2 separate regions of the Homo sapiens genome follow, and region 1 is linked to region 2. The links are chromatin loops, found by intact Hi-C in ENCODE. Cell type or tissue: gastrocnemius medialis. All regions are shown on one strand. Each heading gives the region's core, and the rest is flanking DNA. Links, peaks and the distances in the headings are about the cores only. Region 1 overlaps TEAD4 (TEA domain transcription factor 4). Region 2 overlaps TSPAN9 (tetraspanin 9).

Region 1 (10,993 bases), core at 1,478-9,477, 250 kb before region 2:
GTGGTGTTCGGTGCTTTGCAGAGGTTGTTGCCATTTAGCCAGGAGGGACGCAGCCTCTGGGACCCCCCGGGCTCTGCTTTGGTGGAGGAGGGGATGGGTATAGATTGTAGCTTAGGTGTGAAATGAGAAAGGGCAGGGGGAGTGTAGGGAAGGGCAGGTGGCTTGGCTGGGGAGCTGTGGTGTATGTCCTGGACCCTTCACAGGGCAGGTCTGTGTGCTTTAGAGACAGAGGTGGGCCGGAAAACGAAAGTGTGCATGAGGCATCCAGCAAGGGGCAAGGGCGGAGGGCGCTGTGGGTGTCTGGGAGGGCCCCGTGGAGATGCTAGAATGCACTAAATCAACAGACATTTGTGGAGTTGAGCACCCCTGGGGACCAAGGGCTTTGAGGACTTGCTTTTTCGGGGGGGGGGTGTGTGTGTGTTAAAAAATACGTAACATTTTCCATTTTAATCATTATAGTTTTTCAGTTTATAATTTGATGGCATTAAATATATTCACATTGATGTACAGCCATTACTACCACCCATCGCCAGAAATATTTCATTTCAAAGTGAAATTCTTTACCTTTTAAACAATAATTCCCCATTCTCGCCATCCTCCCCGCCCTCCAGCCCTGGCAACTGCCATTCTGCTTTCTGTCTTTATGGGTCTGACTCCTTTAGTTACCTCATGTAAGTGGAATCATACAACATTTGCCCTTTTGTGACTGGCTAATTTCACTTAACACAAGGTCCTCAACGTTTATCTGTATTATAACCTAGGTCAGAGTTTCCTTCCTTTTTAAGGCTGAGTAATATTCCATTGTATAGACCACATTCTGTTTATCTGTTCATCTGCCGACAGACATTTGGGTGGATGCTTAGTTTTATTTAGTTGTTATAGGTAGATATTTCTGTCCCTGCTTCACATATAAAGATACTGGGGTTAAGAGACCGTGACCAACCCTGGGGAAGCGCCGGGCTGTGGATCTCTGGCAGGACTTGGGTTGGAATTCTCTTTGGCAGGAGGGAAGCCACTGACTCAGGGAAGCAGACTGAAAATGGTTTGGCAAACTGTCCTGGCCGTGTTGGCATCTCGGATGCTGCTCCTCCCCTGTGCTGAGACCCAGGGAGGGGCATGGGATGGGGACGCTCGGGAGGGCCTGGAGGAAGAGTGAGGAGAGGCAGAGGTGCTGCTTCACTGTGCTTCATAACACGTCAGCGCTCCCAGCATCCTGGGCATCTGTGATCTTTCGGTCCTTTCAACGGTCCCTTCAAGGAGGGAGGAATGGCACCTCTGCTTGCAGATGCAGAAATGGAAATTCAGGGAAGCCAAGAGTTTCTCCCAGTCTCTCAAGTTGGAAGTGGAGAGTGGGGCTTTAACCCAGTTCTCCTGCCTCCGAGCTTGGCGTTCCTCTGTCAGCTGAATGGCCTTGCTCCTCCACTGCCTGGCCCTGGCTCCAGGTGGGTCAGGCCCTGGGCAGGGCCCTGGAGGCTGTACTGCAGGCTCTGACAACCGCCCAGCCCCCACAGCACCTGTCCTGCATGAGAATAGGTTCTGCTGGGATCCAGACACCCGCTCACCCCGTCTCTTCTTACCAGTCCCGGGGGCCGAGCCAAGGCAGGACTGCGTGGGGACTGATGGAGGGCTCTCAGCAGGCAGTGCTGACCAGCCCGGCTGGGAGCTATAGATAGCTCTGAGCTCACCCCCAGTGTGTGGGATGGGCCCTCTGGGAGGCGGAATGGGAGGCCGAGCTGAGAGCTGACTCAGACCTCAGCTCACCGTGGCTGCTCCCCTCCTGTCTTCTCATCTTCCCTTGGGGCATCTGCGCTTCCCATCCTCTGTGTACCCCAGCCCCATTCTGAGCCCCCAGCTGCTTCTAGCATCCCCAGAGCTCTGGTCTTTTCTCCCCCCTCACTTCCCTGCATCCAAAGGCCACCAGCCCCTTTCCAAGTGGGCCGGCCCGGTGGGGTATGGGGTGGGGCTAAGAGGATGATTCCCGACCTGGGGACCCGGCCTTAGCTGTTTGAGGACAGGGGTTAGGCCTGCTCCGAGCTCCGCCCACGGAACATCCAGCATAGGACACGCTGACCAAGGCCAGGCAGACATGCAGATGACATGCAAAGCAGCACGGCAGATTAACACCTGCTATTTCTGAGCTGAGTCTCCCACGCTTGTTGGCTCCAGCCCTCCCCTTGAGCACCTCTTACCCTCCTGGGCCGGCTCCCGAGCCCGGGGTGCTTGCCTTCTCCTGCTCACGGCCGCTTTCATTTCTGCCCTGTCACTGTGTGACCCTCCCCCTGGCACAGCCAACGCTGGCCACCCTGACCTCCTTTGGCCAGGCTCACAGTCGGCCTAGCCTAGCGTGCAGGTGGTGGGATTCGAACAACTTCTCGCCCCCTTCTGCCTGCTCCCCGCCTTCCCCGCTCCTCACACTCAGTGCTGGCCGGGTGGGCTCGTGTCCCGCCTCCTGCTCTCTGGAGGGCTGTGGCTGGCTCTGGGGTTCCCTCTGCATTCATCCCTTTCTGCCTCCTGTGCTTCTCACCTTCCTGAGGTTGCTCTTGACTTTCCCGAGTCTTCCTGCCTCTTTTCCCTGCCTCTCTCTCTGCTTCTCCCCTCCTGTGTCCCAGGTGGGCCATCCTATTAGCAGCCCGTCAGTTCTCATTAAGTGACCACCCCACACTGGGCAGGCCGGGCTGAGGCCGTGTGGTCTCTGCTCTCCACAACTTCATGGTCTAATGAGAGGGGCAGGAAAAACTTCTCTGGACAGTTAGCCACCCAAGCAGACACTGGGGTTGTCCACAGCCGATATTAACCAGATTTATCTTGGGAGTTTTCCTGAAGGAAGCAGAGCTGAGGGTGAGTGCTTGTCTTGGTCTGTTTTCTGTTGTTGATAACAGAATACCTGAAACTGGGTAATTTATAAAGAAGGAGTTTATTCCTTACAGTTACAGAGGCTGGGAAGTCCAAGGTTGAGGGGCTGCATCTGTGAGGGCCTTCGTGCTGGAGGGAACTCTGCAGAGTCCCGAGGTGGTGCAGGCATCCCGTGGCGAAGGGGCCGAGTGTGCTTGTTCAGGCCTTTTCTTCCTCGGAGACAGCCCCCAGTCCCACTCCTGCGCTCTGTTAGCTCATTAATCCCTGCGTGGATTAATCCATCGTGAAGGCAGTGCCTTCAGGGCCGTATCACTCCTTAAAGGCCCACCTGTCCATACTGCCACATGGGGGATTACATTTCAACATGAATTTTGGAGGGGACTAATATTCAAACCATAGCAGTGCTCCAGGCAAGGGGGTGGAGAGATTGTGAGCATCAGTCTAGAGGCGAGACTTCACATGGTGGGTTTGGGGGACCCTGGTGGAGGATCTGGGCAAAGCACTGTTGGTTCGTCAGACTGTCAGAGGTGAAGGGATTCCCTCGTTTTCTGGATGAGTCACACAGCTAATAAGAGGCAGAACCGGGACCAGACTCAGCCTGAGTTTGGGACTAGATAGAGCACGTCGAGGGTCTTTTCACAAAGGTGATGGGACAGAGGTCACGGAGTTTCACCTGGGCTCCTGCCCCCCGCTTCTTCACCATGGCCTCATTTGCAGGATTCTCTGCTCCTCTTTGCTTTGTTGCCCTGTGGGTTTCCAGCTGCTCCTATGCTCCTCCCTGCGGCCTACAACCCTGACTTCAGGTGCCTGGAGACTTGATGACGGGAGTGTTCAAATCTACTCTGTCCCTGAGAGCTGGCGTGACCTTGGGCAAGTTATTTAACCTCCTTGGGCTTCATTTTCCTTTTGTAAAGTGGAGGTCATAATACTACTACCTTTGTGGGAGGTGATTTGGTTTATTTATTTTATTGTGAGAAAAATATACATTACGTAAAATTAACCATTTAAGCCATTTTTATGTGTACAGGTCAGTGGCATTAAGTACATTCACCTTTTTGTGCAACCATCATCACCATCCATTTCCAGAACTTTTCCATCATCTCAAATAGAAATTCTGTACCCATTAAACAATAATTCCCCATTCCCCTCTGCCCCTATAGCCGCTGGTAGCCTGTTCTATTTTCTGTCTCTATGATTTGCCTATTCTAGGCATTTCATAAAGGTGGAATCAAGCCAGCCGCGGTGGCTCACGCCTGTAATCCCAGCACTTTGGGAGGCCGAGGCGGGTGAATCAAGAGGTCAGGAGTTTGAGACCAGCCTGGCCAACATGGTGAAACCCTGTCACTACTAAAAATACAAAATTACAAAATTAGCCGGGTGTGGTGGTGTGCATCTGTAGTCCCAGCTACTTCAGGGGCTGAGGCAGGAGAATTGCTTGAACCCGGGAGGCGGAGGTTTCAGTGAGCCGAGATCATGCCACTGCACTCCAGCCTGGGCAACAAAGCGAGACTCTGTCTCAAAAAAAAAAAAAAGTGGAATCAGGCCAGGCGTGATGGCTCATGTGGCTTATGCCTGTAATCCTAGCACTTTGGGAGGCCAAGGCGGGCAGATCACTCGAGGTCAGGAGTTCGAGACCAGCCTGACCAACACAGTGAAACCCGTCTCTACTAAAAATACAAAATTACAAAATTAGCTGGGTGTGGTGTGCACCTGTAATTAGCTACTCGGGAGGCTGAGCCACGAGAATTGCTTGAACCTGAGAGGTGGAGGTTGCAGTGAGCTGAGATCATGCCACTGCACTCCATCCTGGATGACAGAGTGAGACTCCATCTCAAAAAGAAAAAAATGTAATCATACATATTTCCCCTTTTATGTCTGGCTTATTTCAGTTGGCATAATGTCCTTAAGGTTCATCCATGTTGTAGCGTGTTTCAGAATTTCCCTCTTTTTTAAGGCTGGGTAATATTCCATTGTATGGAGAGACTGCATCTTGCTTATCTGTTCACCTGTGGATAGACATTTGTATTGCTTCTACTTTTTGACTACTATGACTAATACTGCAGTGAACATTGGTGTACAGGTATCTTGAGTCCCTGGTTTCAGTTCTTGTGGGATTGGAATTGCTAGCTCATGTGGTAATTTTATGTTTGAGTTTTTGAGGAACCACCAAACTGTTTTCCACAGCAGCTGTATCAGTTTACATTCCCGCCAGCAATGAACAAAGGTTCTGATTTCGCATATCCTCATCAGCGCTTGTTATTTTCCATTTTTTGGATCATAGCCATCCTAGTGGGTGTGAAGCGCTATCTCGTGGTTTTTGATTTGCATTTCCCTGATGATTAGTGTTGTGGAGCATCTTTCCATGAGGTTATTGGAATAAGACATTGCCTTCTAGTGTTGTCGTAGGGATGAGAGCACACAGTAGGTGCCAAATGCACAGCACGGGGTGAGGGGAACACGTACCTGCCCTCAAGGAACTCACAGTGTGGCGGGGGAGCATGACTAGGACAGACACCGAGGCAGGAATGGGCATGCCCTCTTGGGTGGGGAGCAGTGCAAGCTTCTTGGGGCTTCCTGGAGCTGTGGCCTTGAAGCCTGGCTGATTTCACCAGAAGCCTCAGAGCCCTCCAGGGACAATGGTAGGAACAGCTCAAATGTCAGGCCCAATTGCTGCCTTCTCAGGCTTCAGTCAGAAGTTCCTTCTCCACAAATAGCCTCCTTCTCCAGCCCCAGGTGTTTATGGCTTCAGTTGATCCCTGGATAGCTGCACCCCCAACACACACACCCTGGCCCCCGCTTCCAGGCCATTGGGGATTAGGGTGGGGCAGCAAGGATGTGCCCAGCCTCCTCTCCCTGAGCCCCAACCTACAGGGGTGCAGTGTGGCACTTGCTCACTCCACCAGAGGCCTACAGTGAACCAAAGATGTCCACGCACACTTCCACCCACTCTTGGGTGGGGAGGCTTGTGCTCTCAGCTCCTCAGTCCTTTTCAAGTTTGAAAGCTAATAGCATTCGTTATAATAGGGCTTCGTTAACAATATTAACAGTAATCGCTGACCTTGCTGGCCCTCTGCTGAGTGGTGCGTGCTTTACTTACTCCATGCCATTTAACAGTTTATGGTCTAGGGGGTGGGCTGCCATGGAGAGAGGGGACTCAGCACAGAGGAAATGAGATACAGAAATGACCTAGCCCAGGCAGGATTTTGCAGCTGGGGTAACGTTTTCAGTGGTGCTATGTGGCGGAGGTGGCCGGCAGGGTGTGTGTGAGGCTGAGTGTGGGGCTAGGAGAAAGCGGAGATTCCTCCTGGATGCTGCATCAGGAATGCTCCACCCTCAGCCTTTAGGCCAAGGCTCCTGTTTCTCCACGGGCAGCCTTCGCCCCCGGTGGGGTGGGGCCGTGGGTGTGAGCTGGGGGCTGTCGGACACATGTGCTCTGACAGATGGACAGATGGGCCCACAGTCTGGCAGGGGTGTCCTTCCCATCCCCACCCAGGCCGGCCCTGGGGTTGGCCGAGGCCACCTGCCACGTTGCAATGCGCAGCTGCCTGACTGGCCTCCTCCTTCCCCAGCCTGTGTTCTCAGCCACCAGAGGGAGAAGCCTGTGGTTATGCAGCTAGGGGCAGAGCTGGGACAAGGACAAGGACAAGCCCCTCCCACCGCCACCACCTCAGCTGGGTGCTTTACAAGTTTCTCACTGCCATGGCCCTTCTTTGCCGGCCTTCACTGTGGTTCCCACACTCTACCTGTAGGCCCACGCTCCCTACTCCCTTCCCCTCTTGCCCCTGACTCTGGGGGCCTTCTGGTGTCTACATGATCCAGGATACGCTGGCTCCCACCAGCTGTGGGTACCACTGTCCATGAGTGGTGGGCAGGACCTCAGGTCCAAGTAGTTGGATCTCCCTCCGGGACCTTACCTCATGCAGAGACTTAGGAATCGGGGGGATTGATCCAAAGGGAAGGAGCAGCATCGTCCCTTGCGGAGGAAGCTCAGCCCTGTCGGGGGAGCATATCCTGGGGGGAAATAGCCAGCATGTAATACTCTCGAAGCACTGGGGCAGCCTTGGAAAACATACCTTCTCGTGGTGCCTGGGACACTAGCAAGCCATGAGACTGTGAATAAGTCATTTCCCCTCTCTGGGCTTCCATTTCATCTTCATCAGGCTAAACAGGACCTCTAGAGTCACGTGGTCCAGCCCTGCTTCTGAGAGAAGTGACCTCCAATTCCCTGTTCATTCGGAGTGGTACCATGCAGTAGCCACAGATGGGCACTGGCACCAGACTACATGGACCCGAATCTCAGCCACATGCTTGCCTACGACCCTGAGAAGATTTCTCAACCTTGCTGTTTCCCTGTCTGTAGCGTGGATGACAGTACCACCCTCATTTAGCTGTTGTGAGGATCGAAAGGGTGAATGCAGATAAAGCTGTCACAGGATACATATCTGTATCCGCACAGATACTTGTACTGATGAGGTATGCAGCAAGTGTTCATTGTCATCAAGATTTTCACAGGAGTGACAGGCCACGGCAGCTCCCTCTGTGTGTAAAGCCTGGATTAGATGCCAGCTGGCCTGGAGGCAGGGAGATGGCTGCGTTGACCTCTAGAGCACCCCTGGTGGCAGGAAGGAAGCTGCTTGGGTCCCCTTGGCTCACACACCCACAGACACCCCACACTTCACTCCCTCACGGGGGGTTCTCAACTGCCGGCATCACCCCTGACCAGCACAACGAGGCTGGAGGGTCTGAGATGAGCCAGCAAGGGAGAGGAGGAGGAAGCTCCACAGACAGCCAGGGAAAAGCACAACTTTAACAAATACAAACCTGGAGGACAGTATGCCAAGTGAAATATACCAGACGCAGAAGGACAAATGCCGAGAGGGCTCACTTAGAGGTGGAATCTAAAACAGTGGTGCTCACAGCAGCAGAGAGTAGAATGGTGGTTACTGGAGGCTGGGGCGGGCATGACGGGGAGATGTTGGTCAAAGAATATAGTTTCAGTTAGATGGGGAAATGTTTTTGGTTTCTAGTTTTTGTTTTTCCGTTTTGTTTGTTTTAGACAAGGTCTTACTCTCCCTCCCTGGCAGAAGTGCAGTGGTGTGATCACAGCTCACTGCAGCCTCAATCTCCTGGACTCAAGTGACCCTCCTGCCTCAGCTTCCTGAGTAGTTGGGACTACAGGCATGTGCTACCACGCCTGGCTAATTTTTTATTTTTATTTTTATTATTTTTATTTATTTTGTTTGTTTATTTTTTTTTGAGACAGAGTCTCGCTCTATCGCCCAGGCTGGAGTGCAATGGTGCAATCTCGGCTCACTGCAAGCTCTGCCTCCTGGGTTCAAGCCATTCTCCTGCCTCAGCCTCCCGAGTAGCTGGGACTACAGGCGCCCGCCACCATGCCCGGCTATATTTTTTTTGTATTTTTAGTAGAGACGGGGTTTCATTGTGTTAGCCAAGATGGTCTCAATCTCCTGACCTCGTGATCCGCCTGCCTTGCCCACCCAAAGTGCTGGAATTATAGGCGTGAGCCACCGCACCCAGACTTATTTTTATTTTTTTGTAGAGATGGAGTGGGTTTCACTATGTTGCCCAGGCTGATCTTGAATTCCTGGGCTTGGGCGATCTTCCTGCCTCAGGCTCCCAAAGTGCTGGGGTTATAGGTGTGAGTCATGACGCCCAGTCAAGGAGGAATGTTTTTGGAGACCTATTGCCCAGCATGGTGACTGTAGCGAATAATAACGTATTGCATTTTTCATAAGTTGCTAAGAAAGTAAATTTCATGTTCTCATCATGAAAAATGATAAGTATTTGAAATGATGGGTATGTTAATTATTTGATTCAATCATTGCAGATTATATACGTATATCATAACATCACTTTGTACCCCATAAATACAGGTTGAGCATCCCAAATCTGAAAATTCAAAATCTGAAATACTCCAAAGTTCGAAACTTTTTGAGATGTGTGCCTCGAAGGAGATGCTCGTTGGACCGTTTTGGATTTCGGATTTTAGGATTAGGGATGCTCAGCTGGCAAGTATATAGTGCAGATAGCCCCCAAATTTGAAAAAAACCCCAAATCTGGAACACTTCTGGTTCCAAGCATTTTAGATAAGGGCTAGTCAACCAGTATGTACAGTTTAAAAAAAGAAAGAAAAGCCAGGCGTGGTGGTTCACACCTGTAATCCCAGCACTTTGGGAGGTTGAGGTGGGCAGATCACCTGAGGTTGGGAGTTCGAGACCAGCCTGACCAACATGGAGAAACCTTATCTCTACTAAAACTACAAAATTAGCTGGGCGTTGCCTGTAATCCCAACTACTTGGGAGGCTGAGGCAGGAGAATCACTTGAACCTGGGAGGCGGAGGTTGTGGTGAGCCAAGATCGCGCCATTTCACTCCAGCCTAGGCAACAGAGCGAAACTCCGTCTCAAAAAAGTGAAAAATAAAAATAATCAAAAATAAAGAAGAAAGAAAAAAAATACAAAGATGGGCCGGGTGTGGTGGCTGATGCCTGTAATCCCAGCACTTTTGGAGGCTGAGATGGGCAGATTACTTGAGGTCAGGAGTTCGAGACCAGCCTGGCCAACATGGTAAAACCTGTCTCTACTAAAAATAACAAAAATTAGCCAGGTGTGGTGGTGTGCGCCTGTAATCCCAGCTACTTGGGAGGCTGAGGTGGGAGAATCACTGGAACCCAGGAGGTGGAGGTTGCGGTAAGCCGAGATCACACCAGCTGCACTTCAGCCTGGGCGACAGCGAGACTCCCTCTCAAAACAAAACAAAAAAGAAGACGGCTGAGCTTGCCTTAGACCCCTTGGTGTGGCTCCTGTCCCGCCCCATTACTAGCCTCTCGCCGGGGGCTGAGACGGCCTTTCTAGCAGCAGAGCCCTGGAACCTTGTGGCAGAGGGTGAGGGTAGTTGTGGGGTGGTGGGCAGGGGCTCCTTGCAGAGGCTGAGTCCTCTGTGATGTTTGGGGTTAGGGTCTCAGCTGATGGGGGCCAAGGCCTCCCTACTGCTTCTCACCACAGGCTGCAGAGGAAGCAGCACTGTTACGGGGCAGTCCTGCCTGATGAGAGGAGGTTCCATTAACTAAGCATCCTCGCTTGGCCAGGCCTCGGGCCATATTCAAGCACCTGAGCCAAGAGTCACACCTGGGCAGTTAGTCCTAGGTCTGCTGTGGGTGATCTGGTGCAGTTCTCTGGCAAATAGGTATAATTACCTGCCCACTGCAGGGAGGAGGTGGATTTACTGTGAAGTTAATGAGGTTTACGCGTTAGGACCCAGCACTTACATGGGCCCCTTCCAAGTCCCTAAACTTAATTTTTGCTTCATTGAAGTATAACTGACATTACAACAAACTGTACATGCTTAAAGTGGCCAAGTTGATACATTTTGACAGATGTATGCACCTGTGAAGCCATCACCACCATCAAGATAATGAATGTGTCCATTGCCCCCAAGTTTTTAACCTAATTTTGTATTTTTAAAATTCTTTTTCCCAAAGGGAGCCTCCCAATTGCTAAATGTCTTAGGCCTCACAAAAGTCTGGGTTTGCTCATGTACAGAAAAGTTCAATGAGACCAGGATAGGACAGCGCCTTAAGAGTTACGTCGGACTAATCAGAAGTAAAAGGTTATTTGCATGTATTTAACTTACTCCTTTGTCTTAGAAGGCTAAAACAGTTACGGGACATCTGACCAGCATCTTAGCATTCATTCCCTCATCATTCAGGCAGCAAGTATTTATTGAGCGCCTACAATGTGCAGGCAGTTTTCTAGGTGGTGGGTATAAATAAGTGAATAAATAGACCAAAAATCCCTATTCGCATGGACTGTGGTTCTGACGGGGGTGAGGGCACAGACAGTACTGAAATAAGTTAGATTATGTATTATGCTAGAAGGTGCTGTGGAGGAAAGTAAAGGCAGTGGGTGCCAGGGTGGGCGGGTAGGAGTATGATTTCAGCCCTCAGTGGGGTGGTCAGGGAAGAGACAGTGGCACCCAAGGGGTGCAGGTGGTGTGGGACTCTGGGGCAGAGTGTTCCCTGGAGGAGAAACAGGAAGCACAAGGACCATAGTGGGGCAGGTGTGGGCCTGGTGTGTTTCAGGACAGCAAGAAGTTTAGGATGGATCGGGTAGACTAGATCA
Region 2 (10,993 bases), core at 1,462-9,461:
GACATCTGGCAAAATTTCCCACTTGAGAAGTTTGGGATTCCGAGCCCATTCCTCCCTCAGTGCCAGGGAACAGTAGCCCAATTGTTCCAAACCCGTGTTCTCTGGGTCAGTGTGCCTACATCCCTCCTGACCATGACACTCCCATTCCTGGGCCTAATAATAGCCCCTTTTGGGGTAGGGCAGAGCAAAACTTGAGTTTGTGGCTGTTCAGATCCATCTGGTATCTTCCCCAGCTCCGCTCTCTGAATACCGCCCCACCATCCCACCAGCCTGCCATCCAGGTGGCTCAGAGGAACTGCCCTAGGACCAGGGGGGAAGACATCTCTGCTTTGTAGCCTCACTTGCTTCCTGGGGCAGAGGGAACAAGACCAGGACCGTTCAGGGGATAGTGGCGTCCTGGGTGAAGTGGGGCAGGTTCCAGGATAGATTTTCTGCAATGTGCTTTTGGCCGCTGGGAGGATGGGTGGTCTGAAAAGAGCACAGCCTGGGAGAATGGGTGGAAGGGAGGGTGCCTGTTTTTCAGGGCAGAGAAGAGGAGCAACGTACTGTGCACACATGGAAGGCACCCAGGACACGTTCACTGTGTCGAGCATCGTCGGGTTTATTAAGAAGGTGTCTTGGGAATGACTGTGAGCATGTCCTAGGCCTGGCCCTGAGCAGTTAAGGTTATAGCAGAAAGGACTTGACAAAGGCCCATGAAACTTACTAAAGGCAGAGTCAGAGAGAGGAGCTGCGGTGACAGCTGCTTGTGGCTGATGAGCATTACTGGCCAGCCCCCCCCCCCCCGCCACCCGCGTCCCCAAGTAGAGTGAGTGCCAGTCGCCAGATGGTTGGAGTGTAAGCCAGCTTGGGGCAGGAGATGGGACCTAAAGATGTCTGGGGGTCCTTTCTGCCTTTGACTCTAAGTCTTCAGGGCAGGAGAAACCACAGGAGTGCCGAGAGAGCGTCAGTTCAGAAAGACTTGCAGGGTCTCAAATCCTCTTCGGAGACAGACATGGGCGAGGGAAGACACCTTAAGAGAAATGGAGTTTTCCAGTCTACAGAGTACCCGTAGGGAGTACCCACTGAGTAGGTGTGACTTTGCCTGTGAGCCAGTCTAACTTCACGTCCATTGTCATCTCCTTTTGACGTTGGCCATCTGGTTTTGAGAATAGGCTGGGCGGTTCAAATCTCGGTCAGCCTCCTCCATGCTGGTGTCTAGCCCAGCCTCCTCTCCATGGATCTGTTGATGCCAGTTCGCTGCACAGGCTGTGCTTGTGGTTTCCCTGTCAACATCCCCCTGGGCTATTTGTTTCCCACTGCTGGGCTCCCAGACTCACTATTGAGAGGAGGAGCTCCCCCACCATCCTGCAGAAATGCTGACCCCTTGCCTGTCGCTTCTGTTGCTAGAACAGGGCAGCATGTACCTTCTGTGTGTGCATGCCAGTGGGGAAGCGCAGCGGGGCATGGAGGATGATGGATTAGAAGACTGCATCTTAATCAAATGACAGACTGACTGTCTGCTTGCCCCTTTCCCAGAGATGTGCTCAACCTCTCCGGATTAGAGCAACAGCCACTTCATTTTAATCAGGGAGCTAATGGCTCCCTGAATGCCTCTTTCCTGGCAATGTCTGTCCCCTGGGGATTTTGATGAGATTGCCCTCACATGACACTCATACTCCCTAGGTACTTTCCAGACTTCCTTCAAGGTGCTGTGGCCCCCCTAGGCACACTCTCTACTTATTTAGCTTTGAAATTGTCCTGCCTTTTCTGAACAGATTGGAGGTGTCATTCCTTGTGGGATAGACATGGGATAGAGTTTGTGAGGGCTGCAGAGGACCACTGGGGTGTAGCCCTTTCTTGGGGCTGCTGCTGTTTCTTTATGAAAATGTGTGCTCTCTTAGTTTCCTTCTGCCTTCTTGCCCTGGACTTAATGTTCCTGAACATTACACTCCTGATCTCCTGCCCTCTCTTGTTCTTCTCTCTTTCCTTGACAAACCTGCCCAGCCTCTTGGTTTCAGCTATGGATTCTGATAATAACTTCTTACATTAAGTGCCTTTGTAGTTTACAGAGCATTTTTACGTCCATTACACTCATTCCTTACAGTGAGCCTGGGAGGTGGAATAGATCATATTTTTTTTTTTTGGAGGATAAAATTGAGGCACAGAATGATTAAAGCCACAGTTTGGTTATGCCCCCTGCTCCCCAAAAGAATTTGACTTTGAGGTCACACAGTGTGTGGCTGAGCCCAGAACGGACCCTCCCTCACCACGTTTCCAGCTACATCTGGTGTCTCCATAAACATCTTCCACTGGTCTTTCAAACTTGTTTCAACTTCTTGCTTCAAAAGTCCTCCTTGGTCCTCTGGTTCGGTAATGGATCCCACCACCTGCCCAGCTCCCAGGCTGGAAACCTCTGTCTGCCCCCCTCCGTACCCATGCCGCCTCCCTGAGGCCCCTCCTGTCCGTCCCACCCGTTCCTGTGCATTTTTACTGCCATGCCCCTAGGCCAGGCCTCACTTTGCCCAGTCACTCGGTTGTTCCCTGATCTCCCTGTCCCTAGTTCCTCTTAGTTCATTCGATACAGGCCTGCCAGAGTCTGCTTCCCAGGGCCTTAGCCATGTTAACAGCCCTCTCTCTGCTTCTGCACAAGGCCCCACCACAGAAGCCGGTAGAATTCATGTTCCTCCATCTTGTCACCTGGACCCTCCAGCTGCGAGTCTTTCTCAATGACTCCAGGCACCCCGCGGGTGGTCAGACCTCACTGCTCTCTGTTCCAACCAGTCACACATGGAGCCTCCCAGGAAGTGTCACTTCCTGTCCCACTTCCTGCCCGCATGGCTCCTGCTTTCCTTCCTGCCCACCATTCTCTCCAGATCAATTACCCGTGCTCATTACCAGCCCTCCCCCTTTTCCTTAAAGTTTCTGTCTCAAACGTTGCTTCTTCCATGAAAACTTTGCTCTCTCCTCAAGGCAGAACCTCTGAATTCCTCTTGGCTTTGCCTCCCTCCTACAATCCTTCGTGCTTTTCACTCGTACCTTGGTCGTCTGTGCCCATGCCCGACGTTCCTGAGGGCCGAGCCCATGTCTGACTTGTCCACAAGGTCGGAATGGACTGTGGTTAGGGCTGCTCTCCGAGCACCTCCATATAGCAGGTGCTGTCTTAGGGCTTCACATATGTTTGGTTTCATCTCCACATCATCCCTCCAGGGCAGACATCCTTACCTTTGTTTTATGAATGAGGGAACAGGCCTAGAGAGATTATGTGATTTGTTCAAAGCCTCTGAGTGAATGATGGAGCCAGGATTTGAACTCTGGATGTCAGACTCCAAATCCCGCATGTTTTCCTCCTGCAATGCTGCACCTTGTTGATGAGTGGGGTTGATTGCCCCTTGTCGTCTCACCATGCACAAGGGCAGTGCTGGCTTAAAGGATTTCATTTTAAATCCCTTAAAATTAAAGGATTTTATTTCAAAGAAATTAAACTTTCCTCCATTTCTTTGAATAAATTAGGACTACCCATGCTGGGTCAGCAGTCCACCCATCGGGCATGGATGGTGGGTGGGGTGGGATGTTTCCTCCAGGGCTGTCTTTGAAGGTCAGAAGCGTCCAGTGCCCCTGTTTCCTGTCATGGCCCTTGTGTCTCTCTCCCTGGTGAGTTTATCAAAGTCCTCTGGATCTTAGCCATGTTTTTATCCTGTGCCACCCTGCATGGTAACGAGCCCCTTGCCTTTACCCATTGCGTAAAGCTCAGACGCCCTTTATTTGTCCTCAGATAATGCTTTCGAGCTTCAAGGGTTGCCTGGGGTTCTATTTCAGGATCTGTTAGGCAGGTCTGTGTTGGCCCTCTTCACTGTCCTTCATGATTTTGCAGACTCTGATCCAACCCCATCAGCCCTGTTTTTCCAGAATGGAGTTCATGCCTTTTTAGGGTTCACCCATCATGTCTCACTTTTTCACATGCCTCTTGGGTGTCTGGTGTATTTCATGTGTGAGAATGAGTCTCCCCAGAAGAGTGGGGTGCCCTGAGGGCAGGGCCATTATTCCCTTTCCTCTAGACCTGCCCACAGCTCCACACACAGGAAGACCTTCTCATTGCACAGGTAGCCCAAGACGCCCTGTCCTTCTCCCACTCCCAGGCCTGGCCAGCCCATGCTGAGGCCAGCTTCTCAGCAGCCACAGATATCACCCATCTCAGGTTGGCTGGCTCAGGGTGCAGTGTCCATGACACCAGAACCCTTTCCTGGTCCTGTGACGGAGCGCCAGAGGTATGCAGAGCTTGGCTTTCGGGTGACTGTTGGCTGCCAGGCCCGGGGAGCAGCCCGGTGAATGGCCATGATGGGCACAGCAGCCTGCCCTGAGGAAGGGCCTCGGGCCCTGAGAGGGACTGAGGTTGGACCGGGGTGACAGGGTGGCATATGGGGATGGCACTGGGCTCTGTTCCATGCACTCTCTCTTCTCCTTTCTGCCTCCTCCCGCTTCTGCCTTTCTTCCTCATCTTTATCTTCTTCTTCCTCCCCCTACCCCTGTGTTTTGGGAGTTATCTCAGTCAGAGGCATGATCTAGTACTACCCTCTCCCCAGGTTAGTGTCTGAAGGATTTCAGTTGGTGACTTTGTGGCACTGTGGGCTACTTAGAAGTTGTGGACATTTTCAAGATCAAAGGCTGTCTTTGGAGATGGCTGGGGAGACTTGGTGGCATGTAGAGCCCCAGCAGAGACCTCCTCCATGACTAAGCATTCAGCTTGCACCCGCTGTGTGCCGCAGGCTGTTCACAGGCCCCAGCAGTGAGCTGCCCCGGTGATGAAATCCCCTCGCATTGGTGGCATCCTCCCTGGTGGAAGGGTGCTGGGGGTGTGGGGAGGAGGAGGGGTAGGGTTGGGGACTCTGAGTGGCAGATCTCGACTAATGATGGTCATGTCTGAGAGGGGAGAAGGAAGTTCTTTTTTCAAAAGTTCTTTTTTCAAAAGTTGATTTCTGATTATAAAACTAGTATAGTCACTGGAGAGTACTGGAAATAATAGAGATATATGAAAATAGCATAAATTAAAGTCATTCACAATGCCATCATCTAGAGATAACCACCGTTCTGCTTCTGGTGAATTTCTAGGGCTGTATGTGTGGGAAGAGGTTCTTTTGTTGCAAAGGACATCTTTAGTTTTAAGGGACAGAGGGACACACAGGACGGTGGGTTCCAGCACCTCTGGCTGCCTGGGCCTCCTTCCTCTGACTGTTGGCACCAGCTGTCAGCCCCTGGAGGAATGGGCAGCCTGTCGGCACCGGCTTGAGCTCAGAGCTGGGATAGGAGTGTTATGCTGGAAAGGGGACCCGGCTCCCAGGGAGCCCCTAGTGTAGTGGAGAAATACGGAGCCAGAAGGGGCTGGGACCAACAGCTCACATGACAGCCCCTGCCTGAAGCAGAGTCCTGGCAGGGGGCCACTGGGCTTCCACCCAGACTTCTCATGGTGGGGACCTCATGGTTAAGCCACCACATCGGCCAGCTCTGGGTCCCTGCGTGAGTGAGGGTGAGGGGTCGTTTTTTACTTTGTAGCTTCTAGCACCTGGTCCCTGTTCTGCCCCACTAGAGTCTCATGGGGCAGACCCCATGAACCATGGAGCGCCCCCCGCACTTAAAACTCTGCATACCTCCATGTTCAGAGTTGCCGTGTCCCTCAAGTTCTCTAAGACCAGACGCCTCTAGTTCCTACCCAGTTCCTGTGGGGAATATGATTTCCACACTCCCTGGTGCTGGTGTGGCCAGGGAGAGGTGTAGCCTCTGGCCAGGCTTCGTGGAGCAGGTGAGACTGGAATGGCGTTTAGAGGGTATGGTGATGGCAGCGAGATGGGGAAGCCCATTCCAGGCCAGGGAATGGCACGCAGGAATGTTCATCCGTGGCAGGTGTGTGCACAGGCCTGTGTGAGCGGGTGCTCTCTCCGGGGCCAGGGAGAAATCCCAGCCCCTGGGCTCCCCCCAGCCCCATGCCCTTATATAGCCGTCCCTGCACTCCCAGAGCTCCGGGGGTGGGGACGGAGCCCCCTCCTACTGTACACATGCGGGGAGCCTGCCGCTAGCTGGGCCTGGGCCGACTCTTGCAAGATCCTCTTGTCATCACAGCCGGAGTCAGCTGTTGGTTTGGGAAGCCTTCCCTGGTCCAATGTTTCACGGTGCGCAGCCAGAAATATAACCCTCCTGTTAGCCAAGAGCATGGGATCTTGGCAGGCATCCGTGTGGCCTATTTTAAACTGAAGGGAACAGAAAGAGGTGCCTCTCAGGCTAAGCTGAGGACCCTTCCTTTGCAGGGCTGAGTGAGCGGGCTGCTGGGGGCGTGTCACTTTCTCCCTTGAGGGCCGGTGGACATCTGTTAGGGGGAGGGGGTGCAGAAGGTGGGAAATGGGGCTATTTCAGGGCAGTCTGGAAGAAGGTTTTCACGATTGCACAGCAGGCCCTAAACTCACATTTGGAGGCCTGGTTGTCATGCCCTCCCACTGAACTGCTGCGTGGCGTGTCCGAGTGAGCCACTGCACCGCCCTGTTTACTCTCTCCCACCTGGAAAGCAGGGGCTCATGTGGATCTGACCCACCTCTCAGAAGTGCTCCTGTGTCCTCGGGGGTGGTGATCAACACGTTCTGGGATGGCTACAGAGCCTGTCGTACTGCTTCATGTATTACAGTCTCTCTCTCCCACCAGCCCAAGCCTGCCCTAAGCAGGCCCGCGTTCCTAAGAAAACCAAATAAAAAGACGATAGGAAAAATGCAGTAAAGATCATTAAATTGCTTAGGAGGCTGCCTGCCGGCTCAGTGAACAAAGTAATAACAATCACTCATGAAGGATGCAGTGGAGCCTGGTGCTTAAGATTTTGGATTCTGGCTTTGACCTGCCTAGCTCTCACCCTGGTAAGTTCCTTGACCTCTCTGGGCCTCGTTTCTCATCTGTGAATGGGGGTGACAGTGGCACCCACCTCCTCATAGGTTGTGGTGAGGATGCAGTGAGATAGTTGGTGGAAAGGAAGGGTGTCTGCCGCAGGAAGTGTTCGCTGAGCTCGGCCAGTGCCATGGGGTTTGCAGAACATCCTTGTAGACAGTCCCTGCGATGATGAAGCTCAGAGAGCACAGGCCAGCGATCAGCCCAGGTCCACTCGGGTAGAAATGGCAATCTTCATTAAAGGTCCACAGGGTGACAGGTGGGAATTGGGATCTGGCGACTGCCCTTGGACCCCTTTTATTGAGGGTGGGAGGCTGGTGGTGGTGGTGACAGGGTGTTTGTTCTGGAGGGAATGTGGGCAGTGTGTCCCTGGGAATGTTCTGTCTGCTGTGCGTGGGCCTGGTGGTGTGCCCTCCTGGCCAGGCATCAGCAGCACCTGTGGATGTTTGGAAGCCCCAGAACCCCAGGTGCGTGGCTGCAGCCCTGCAGACTCTCGTGCAACAGGAGGTCCAGGGTGGAGCCTGTGAAAATGCTCAGGTGATTCTGATGCCCAGCAGGGGAGTGGAGGGATAAGGATGATAGCGTCAAATGGGGCTGGGAACAAGTCCTGGCCCTCCTGCTGAGTCTTGGTTATCAACACCACCTCCTGTGACTGGTGTGAAGTGAAATGTAATGATGCATCCGGAGCACCCAGCCCCGAGCCTGGAGCACAGGCTGGTTCTGTAAATGGTGCTGACAGTAGTCACTCCTGCAGCACAGGCTGGGCAGGGGCCCATGCCTCTGTGAGGCCCTGCTTTGTTTTATTGGGGTCAGGTGCTTACTACCTTCAGGACTCCAGCTTCTTTTCTGACCTTTTCAATGCTCAGACGCTCTCTTCCTTGCCCTCATCCCTGGCCCCTGCCCCACCCCCTCAATGCTGAGGGAGTCTCTTCATTCTAGAGGTGAGAAGCGAGGGAGAACTGCCCACAAGTCAACAGAAAATGGACGCGAGTGCCCAGCCTTGCCCCTTCCCCTGGGTCAGGCCTGTGGGCACCTTCTACACCAACCTTGTGCCCGATCCAGGTTTCCAGCTACATGCTGGACATTTCTTCACCAAAGTGACAGCTAAAATGGATGACTCCTGGGTTCTGTCTTGTCCGTTCTGATGATGATGATGACAGCAGTATCCAGCCCTGTAGAACGTTCACCAGGCACCAGGCACTGCTTCAAGTGCTTTTTGTGTATTAACTTATTTTTGCTTTCTGGTGACCTTGAAGGGCATACTCTTAGTAAACCCGCTTAACATATATAGAAAATGGTTTGCACATGAACTGTGGGTCGTCAAGGGCTCTGTTTATGAGTATGCCTTCCCCAGTGCTGTCCTTATAATATTGATTCCAAGTCAGTTTCCATTAATGATCCATGAATGATGTCCAGCATGCACCACGTATTTTCATGTGGACATTTCTGTCTACGGTTTGTGACCACTGCATGGGGTGGATGCATCATGCACACATGTGTGTTGACTGTTGAGTGACTTGTATTTGTCGGTTTCCAGGGGACAGGGGAGAGGCTGGAAGGAGGGCAGCAGCTGCCCTGTCGCCAAGAGATTGGCTTTGACGCCAATCTCCCCACCCTGTGAGCTTCCTGCTGCAGTCTTCAGCTCCCCTTTGTCCCCCAGAGCCCAAAATAGCAATGCACAATCAGGAGAGACAATGAGTAGCAAGGCACGCAGCTGAGCAGGAGGGCTGATGGGTGCAGGGACAGTCAACCTTGGGCCTTCCGGCCTGACTCTGTCTGTCCCGCCAGCTCCGGGCTTTTTATAGAGAGGCTGTGTTAGGCGAGCCCGGGTGAGCTGTGCATGGACCTCATCTGACTGTGGCATGTGGACCCTTCGCAGAGGTGGCCTGAGGAGACATGGCCCCCAGGCTGACCTGGGTTTGAATCTCCCCAGCAGCTGACTGGCTCTGCCCACGGCCACATCACGTAATGGGAGCAGCGATCAGGGCAACTGAAAAAGGAAACGGGCCGAGCCCAACCCAGCTCTATTATTAAACTTTTCTCCAGCACTTTCTCCCCACTCAGCCCTTTGCCACCATATTCCTGAGATTGTCCCTGTGCCACCCCAAAGGCACATGGCCTTTGTAAGCTGGTGTGGGGAGGACGGCACGGGGGCCTGTGTCAATTCCATGGAAGCACCAATGGGATTTCTTTCTTGTTTGGTGTCATAGGGTAATTGGTTTTTAGAAAGAACTGGGGTGTCTAGCTCAGTAACCCAGAAGCCATAGACGCTTTTTCTTTTAGGTTACCCTTAGAATATGGTGAGTATCTTTCAAACAGACATGCTCTAGGCAAAGCCTTTGTGTAGACAAATAAATGAACCCATGAGGGTTTGGCTTTGTTGGAAATTGTTAGCATTCTCATCCGTACAGAGATGAGAGCATGATTTGGTAGAGACGTAGATCGTGTGGCAACAAGCTGGACACCCCTTTGTACCTCTGGTGTGGGAGGTCCCAGTAATCAGGATGTATGCTTGTGAGTTTTCTTGAGTTGAAAGCAACCCTTCTCTTGCCTGCTATGTCTTTCAGGCAGGGCTGTTAGCTGGTCACCCGCCTCTTGCAGTAGGTGGAGGTACCTCCTGCACCCAGATCTAGGCCGGTCCCCCATTGCCATAAATACCCCACTCCCACCCCTTTGCTGCTTTGGCCTTTCTTCAGACTGTTGGGTTGTCAGGAGCCAGAGAGGTGATGAAAGAATGAGAAAGAGGGAGGAGAGCTGTGGGGGCGGGGTCCCGAGGCCCAGTGGTGAGCTGGTGAGAGAGGCTGCAGGAGCCAAACCACGTCCGATAGCAGTCCTGGGGGCTTCGTAAGGAGCTGCCCTGGAAAGGCCGGGCCCCGCTGAGCGCAGCACTCAACTCATCAGAGATGACAGGACAGAGCCACTTAGGACCAGGGAAGGCACTTGCCGCAGGGGTCCGGCAGTCGCAGCCAGCATGACGGAGGCCCTGAGGCCAAGGCCACAGGCCTGGCGCCGGGCACCACATTGGGGTGGGAGGTGTCTGGTTCCCCCCAGAAGGCGAGTGGGTTATAAATAGCGGATGACGGGCTGTAGCGAGAGCTGCCTCTAGCGTAATCGTCGATTTCGGGAGCGGCCCGGCTAGGGCTGGGAGGGCCGGATGAGGTTAAATTCGGCCTTGTTGGCTGATTGGCATTTCTTGAGCTGGGTGCTAATCTCTTCAGGAGGTCAGATAAGCTCCCCAGCGGCGCCCCTGATCTTGACTTTGGTAGCTGGGTTAACTCTTTCGGGGGACTACAGAAAACCCCAAAGTCACGACTATTTCGCATTGCCTACAAGACAGCAGGAGCCATCATGGAGCTGGACTTCAAGAGGGTCCATCCAAGCGTGGGTTGGCTCCTGAAATACACGGCGACTCTCCCATATGGCCATCTCTCTGACGAGTCCATTCCCTGGGGAGGACTGTCCTGGGATAGTCCTGTAGTAAATGAAGAAATCAGCTTCTTCGCCCTGGGGAGTAGCTTAGATCCAGGGAGAACCTGGTTTAGTTGAATATCGAGGGTGAGTTGGGTGACAGGTACCAGGCAGGTGACATTGAAGTTTGGGTTTTCTTCTCATCCTGTCACCCTTCTCACAGTCTGATGAGTTAGGAGACCGCTCCCCACCAAGTTTCCAGCGACTCTTGTACTGTTCTCCAACCTTATAGGCAAGAGCAGAAAGTGCTGCTCTGTGGGTCTTGGGCTTTTGTACCTGAGTCTGCTGGTGGCATGACATCTCGCCAGTTCTGCAGGGAGTAAGGGTGGGTTTCTAGTCCTGCTTTCTCCTAGGGGTCTCGGAGGAAGCATGTGGGCAGTTCTCTGCTCTTTTTCCTTCGTGCACCTTGGGGTTTCAACCTGGTTTTCTCTTCCAGGTCCTACCCCATTTCCTCCCAAGTGGAGGATGCTGCTCTACTTCCTGCTGGGATTTATAGACCATACTATGGGTTTCTTGGAACCTCTTCTTTCCAGGACTGTGAAATCTGGTTCCCATGGAGTGTCCCAGCCCCCGACGAGCCATCCTCTGCTTGATGGCTGCTGTCTCTGCAGCATCCAAGAACAAC

What was found. A loop is a pair of places that touch in the nucleus more often than their neighbours do. Peaks named below come from ENCODE experiments on the same cell type or tissue, not always from the same donor. Only the 100,000 strongest peaks of a DNase experiment are listed, where the experiment ranks them.
Region 1: it touches region 2 in a loop (3-fold over the local background); 1 of 110 quality-filtered maps calls a loop at or near these places.

The regions. Positions count from the first base shown.
Region 1 is chr12:2,997,406-3,008,398 of GRCh38, forward strand. All of the region lies in intron 3 of TEAD4 (TEA domain transcription factor 4), which reads left to right. Among named protein-coding and RNA genes, the nearest start is that of TEAD4, 44 kb to the left of the region's middle. RefSeq lists a silencer at 1,818-2,112 and an enhancer at 5,958-6,839. In gastrocnemius medialis, for the core only: a CTCF peak has its summit at 6,451 (motif pointing right); DNase peaks (open chromatin) are centred at 1,586, 2,056, 5,506, 6,459 and 1 weaker place; H3K4me3 peaks cover 915 bases; H3K27ac peaks cover 6,425 bases.
Region 2 is chr12:3,246,527-3,257,519 of GRCh38, forward strand. All of the region lies in intron 3 of TSPAN9 (tetraspanin 9), which reads left to right. Among named protein-coding and RNA genes, the nearest start is that of LINC02827, 48 kb to the right of the region's middle. In gastrocnemius medialis, for the core only: no CTCF peak of the experiment used is centred there; DNase peaks (open chromatin) are centred at 4,205, 4,780, 6,115 and 8,715; H3K27ac peaks cover 6,251 bases.